2 separate regions of the Homo sapiens genome follow, and region 2 is linked to region 1. The links are chromatin loops, found by intact Hi-C in ENCODE. Cell type or tissue: chondrocyte. All regions are shown on one strand. Links, peaks and the distances in the headings refer to the core of each region. The heading gives the core; the rest is flanking DNA.

Evidence for each region. A loop is a pair of places that touch in the nucleus more often than their neighbours do. Peaks named below come from ENCODE experiments on the same cell type or tissue, not always from the same donor. Only the 100,000 strongest peaks of a DNase experiment are listed, where the experiment ranks them.
Region 2: it touches region 1 in a loop (4-fold over the local background); 22 of 110 quality-filtered maps call a loop at or near these places.

The regions. Positions count from the first base shown.
Region 1 is chr18:6,526,121-6,529,042 of GRCh38, reverse strand. All of the region lies in intron 2 of LINC01387 (long intergenic non-protein coding RNA 1387), which reads right to left. Among named protein-coding and RNA genes, the nearest start is that of LINC01387, 16 kb to the right of the region's middle. In chondrocyte, for the core only: no CTCF peak of the experiment used is centred there; no DNase peak of the experiment used is centred there.
Region 2 is chr18:5,866,873-5,869,794 of GRCh38, reverse strand. All of the region lies in intron 4 of MIR3976HG (MIR3976 host gene), which reads right to left. Among named protein-coding and RNA genes, the nearest start is that of TMEM200C, 27 kb to the left of the region's middle. RefSeq lists a silencer at 1,301-1,350. In chondrocyte, for the core only: a CTCF peak has its summit at 1,417 (motif pointing left); no DNase peak of the experiment used is centred there.

The sequences.
Region 1 (2,922 bases), core at 272-2,771:
ATCTCTGATGAACAAAGATGCCAAAATCCTCTCCTGAATGCAGCAGCACATTAAAAAGCTAATCCACCATGATCAAGTAGGTTTTATTCCTGAGATGCAATGTTGATTCAACATATGCAAATCAATAACTTAATAAATGGAAAAGGCTTTTGATTAAAATTCAACATCTCTTCATGTTAAAAGCCCTAGTTCAAAACCCTAGTTTATTAAAAAACAAGCTAGGCATTGAAGGAATACACCTCAAAATAATAAAAGCCATCTATGACAAACCAATAGCCAACATCATACTGAATGGGCAAAAGCTGGAAGTGTTCCCCCTGAGAACTGGAACAAGACAAAGTTGCCCACTCTCACCACTCCTATTCAACACAGTACTAGAAGTCCTAGCCAGAGCAATCAGGCAAGAGAAAGAAATAAAAGGCATCTAAATAGGAAGAGAGTAGGTCAAATTATCTCCCCTCACAGAGGATATGATTCTATACCAAAGATGACTAGGGATAGCAGGTTCAAGAAATGGACATAAGTGTCTGTGTGTGTTGGGGGGACTATTGCTAATTAACCTAGACTAGTGGGTCTTAATCTTGACTACAAATAAGAATCAGTTGGGAAGCTTTACAAAATATGTGGGCCCCACCCGGAAAGATCCTGATTCCATCATTCTGGAGTGGGCACCTGTCAGGGGTATTTGTAAAAGCTTCCAGGCAATTTTCACTCACAGCCAGGTCTAAGACTCACTGATCCAGATTGATGGTGTGGGAAGGTCTCCAGGCCTCGCTTTGAGGAAGGAATACTACAAATACAGGGTAATGACAACAGCCCTGCCATTATTAAGGAGTCATGAGCTGTTTTAGTGTTTTTATGGTTTATTCGCTCCTCACAACAATCATACTAGGTAGATACTGTCTTTATTTTACATATGAGAAAAGTGAGAACCAGGAATTGCAATAACTTGTTCAAAGTCACACTGCTAAAAGCAGTCAAGGCAGGTTTGAATAAAGCTTCACCTTCATCTGAAGGCTGTTCCTTCTCCATTACATTTCCTTGTATGCCCACTATTGCTGGTATTGAGTAAAAGATGTAAAATTTTAATTTGGGGATCACTGCTGACCCTATGAAATGTGTGGAGTTGCCTGCACATTGTAACAAATGAAAGAAATAAAATTCTCATTCCAATTGCAATTTTCATCTTCAAAAGCCAAACTGGCTGATCCTTTTAAAGGTCTGTGAAGGCTTCGGAATGGGTATGCTTGGCTAAGCTGAACTGAAGTCCCAGTTATTCAGTCAGGCACTTTGCCTTTGAAAGGTGTTCTCCTGAATGGGGCAATTAAGTTTTGCCTGTAAAATAGTGACCAGTGCAGACTGGTATTTCCCACTCCACAGGTCTGGTGTCCACATCATGGTGGTTTTGACTTTGTGTGTCCTTGTTCACTATCCAGTTCTTTGCAATAACTGGAAAGCTGTCACTTGGCCCCAATAAACTAAGATAATAGTTATCTCCATCCAGAATCCCTCCTATTCCTGCTTCCCTTCTTGCATTCCCATCTGCAAGGCTTGGCCTTCTCCCAGGTCATAGGCCTGTATGTGTAGGTGACAATTAGACTAGTGTCTCCCAAATTAACTTAGCTGATGACAGGCTGGTGCTCATGGAGCTTAATGAGTGCATTTGATGCTGACTTTGATCCTTTTGTTTTACTCAACCCAGTGTCCGTAGGCTGGACTTCTTACTCAGGTCATGTCAGAAATCTGTGGGTTTTGTCCCAAGTGCAACTGGGCAAGACAGGCCATTGTAAACACATCACTCCTTGGAAAATTAATTCAAGGTATGCGACCAAGGGTGGCCCAGTGGCATCAGCTCAAGCCCTCCTTACACACGAGAAGGAAGTCCAATCTGCAATCTGGAAGTCCAAACCTAGGAGTCCTTCGCATATTTGCATTCTCACAGGAAGTAAAACTTTTTGGTGCTTATTTGTATACTTGGTTTTCTGTTCTGAAGCAATGTCATCTTGATGTCTCAACCTGAGGAGGAATGAAATCAAAGATGGTAGTGTTGGCCAGGCACGGCGGCTCATGCTTGTAATCCCAGCACTTTGGGAGGCCGAGGTGGGTGGATCACCTGAGGACGGAAGTTCAAGACCAGCCTGTCCAACATGGCAAAAGCCTGTCTCTACTAAAAAATACAAAAATTAGCCAGGCGTGGTGGTGGGCTCCTATAATCCCAGCTGCTTGGGAGGCTGAGGCAGGGGGAATTGCTTGAACCCAGGAGGCAGAGGTTGCAGTGAGCCAAGATCGCAATATGGCACTCCAGCCTGAGCGACAGAGTGAGACTCCATCACACACACTAAAAAAGATTACAGTGTTGATGTAAATTTGAATAACCCAGTTTACTCAAGTTCAACATCTTTGCATTTTCAAATTCAATTCCATTTAAATAAGAATGTTTTATTTCTTGTCTAAGATAAGAATTTATGAATATTGCTCTTATCACTAGCCACCTTACTGGATGGTTTGGGGCGAAGCAAAAACATAGCAAAAGGGTATTATCATTCTAAAAACACCTTCTTCTTTAAAGTTCATAGTAATTTTTATAATATGTATTCACATCACAGCCCATTTGAGATTTGTCAATATTCTTTTCTCTATATAGATTCGGGGTGGGGGGAGACAATAAAGAAAACCTAAGCTGAACAAGTTAAGTCAAATGTTATACTTTCATGAGGTAAGTAACGCATTCATTCATTCATTCATTGCGTCATGTATTTAGTGAGTATTTGTTGAGTGCTAGGCTTCAATTACGAAATAATTTGGTTGAGGTGTGTGTGTGTGTACATGAGAAGGATATACTCTAAAAATGCTTTTAATTGTTAACGTATCTGTTATTTTATAGTTTTTATGCATGCATTATTCTTTATTGTTTTACCATTA
Region 2 (2,922 bases), core at 168-2,667, 660 kb after region 1:
AGATAACTTGAGTGTGGATAGAGCTTAATTTCCCCAGTGTTTCCTAAGCAATGGGTCATCAGATATTTCTAATAGGCCCAATGGAAGTGGCCCCAAGAATGCAGCATGTAAAGCAATTGCTCCTTTTCCTCCATTGACACAACCAATCACATTGTGTGGGAATTTCTGGGAAAATCTCTCTTCACTAGTGAAAATATTCTAACTACCACTGGGTCTTGCTTTCACTTCTTCCTCTTTGTCTTGAGTCAGCAGTGACTGGGATGTCTTTAGGGGAAGAGAAGAGGATAGAAAAGCATCACAGTGAAGAATGGAAATCCCTGGTAAGTCATTTTGTGGTTGTATCCTTCTTGCATTCCACATTCAGTCCTTGGGAGAACCCCAAAGAGATTGTGATTCCACCCAAAAGCACTAGAAGATGGTCCTTTGCAGTCGCTCACACCCCTGTGAGCTGTAAACTCAGCAAGATGCCAAGGACCCGCTCGAATGTGGCCTGAAGGACATTGGGAGTGAAGAGGAGCACAGGTATCTTCTGCACTCTTGTCGGGCAGAGGATTCCCAGCCCTGCAGGGGCTGACAAAGCTCTCTCCTCTCCTCTCTGCCTCCTGAGAAGCTCTAGTTCTCTACTCCGGCCCACAATTGTGCAGCGTAAGAAATCAGGTGCAGAGCTTCCTCCACCCCAACGTCCTGTCCCACAAGAGCAGAACCTTTTTGAAAGCTGGCTGAGGGGAATCTGGGGCTGAGGTGCTTCATCATCAACAATGAGCGTCCTCCGGGATGGGGCTGACTGCAGTGTGGAATAAGGAGGCCTCTGTGTTGTGAGGCAATCGTTTTGCAAAACAGCTGAGTGAACCACGATTGACTGTAGCCTCAAGCGCCTCTGCTCCAGCCCTGCTCTGTGCTTCAGGGGTGGGTGGAGGAGGCAGGGCAGTCAGTGTCTTTCCCAGGTGAGTCTACCGAGTGGGGAAGGAGGCTCACTGATGTGAGTACGGAGCAGGAGGCACATGGAGAGTCGCCGGCAGTTGAACCAGATCTTTGAGGGAATGAAAGAGACCAGCATGGCCCCTGCCAATTACGCATGGCACCTGCGGTCAGGTCGCTTTCAGTTCCCTCATGCGTCAGGGATTCTCAACCCTGGCTACACATTAGAATAGTCTGGGATTTTTTTTTTTTTCTCTAGACCCATCTCTAGAGAATCTGATAAAAATGATCTGAGCTGAGATCCTGGCTTCAGTAGCTCCTAATGTGCACATATTTGTTTGTTACTTTGTTTGGGGGTGGAAAACAACTATTCTTTCATTCTGTGTTCTGGATTAAGGCTCTTGCCTTCTTCAGACCTTGGACAGCTCACAGAGGGTTACACCCTCGGCCTTAGTGCCAGGAAAAACTCACAAGAGTCCTACTGCGCCCTCTTGTGTCAGCCATGATACCGTACAGTTCCTAAGGAAAACGTTTTATTACACAAGTTACCGCCAGAGAAGAAAAACATACAAAAAAGAAAAAAATATACAAGTAACCTGTAATCCTCACTGTTAGACAACATATGTATATCTTTGCAGAATTTTTGATAAATTTTGTTCTTTCCAAAAATAGAAGGTTGTGTACGCTGTCTTGTTAACATTTTACTTAATAACCATGAATATGTTTTCGTGTAAATGAATTTAAATTCTGTATTATTTTAATTGCTTGTGCAACTGAATAGTATTTCACATGCAATGGTAGCAAAAATATTTAACATTTATTGGGCACTTACTACATGCCAGGAACTGTAGTTAGTACTTGGCATAGATAATCTCATTGTATATGCACAGCATCCATATGAAGTAGGTATTAAAATTATTCCCATTTTATAGATAAGGACATCGATGTTAATTTCCCTAAGTGGCATAACCAGAATGCAACATAAGCATTTTACTCTATATTACCAGGTACATTCAATCTATCCCTTACTGTCGTCGTATTGTTGCTTCCTTTGGAAATTGTCTTCTTTTCTTTCTCTCTCTCTCTCTCTCTCTCTCTCACACACACACACACACACACACACACACACACACGCCATAGGACTGTTTCCTTATTCCTTATGCTAGACTCTTGGATGGATTCATGGATTAAAGGTATGAATTTTAATGGTTTTACATCTCTTACCAAAATTTCTTCTAAAAATGACACATTATACTCTCAGCAGAAGGCTAATGGAATGTATGTTGTGTATTCTTGTGTTTTAAAAAGTATCAGCTTTAATTTCTAACATAGTATGGGATATACTAGTATATACTAAATTGGAATACACTATTTTACATACACGTAAACAAATGCGTTTTAGGGTCTAAGTAATTTTTAAGAGTGTAAAAGATTTCTGATGCCAAAAGCTTAGAGCACTGCTGCCCTAGGAAGAGAAGCCAGAGTCCATTTGTATGCCCGCCACCTGCGCATCAACACCCTCTTCTCCTACTCCTCTCTTTTTGGTCCATAGACTCACCTTGGCTGTAGGAGCCACTCTTTCCTGTCAAAAAGGCCTTTTTAATTATTTGCATTTTTATGTCCATCCCTCACTTGTGTCAATAGGTGTAGCAACCATGCAGCCCTACATTTTCAGACACAGTTTTGTTCTTCTATTACTCTCTCTTAGCCTTCCAAGAATGCTGAGATAGGATCAGCCTGTGTCCGAGGAGGAGCAACATGGTGCTGTGGAAAGAGAATTGGGTGTGAACAGCACTTCTATTAGTGACCAGTTTGGAAACTATGGGTAGGTTACTTAATCACTTTACTCTAGGTTTCCTTATCCATAAAAATGAGAACATTATCTACATTTTTAGGATAGAGAAAATTAAATGAATTAGATATTTAGTGCCAAGCTAGGCAGAGAACAGGAATTGGACAATGTCTAGTATTTCCCTGAGTCTGTATTCATCCCTTTATTTTCAA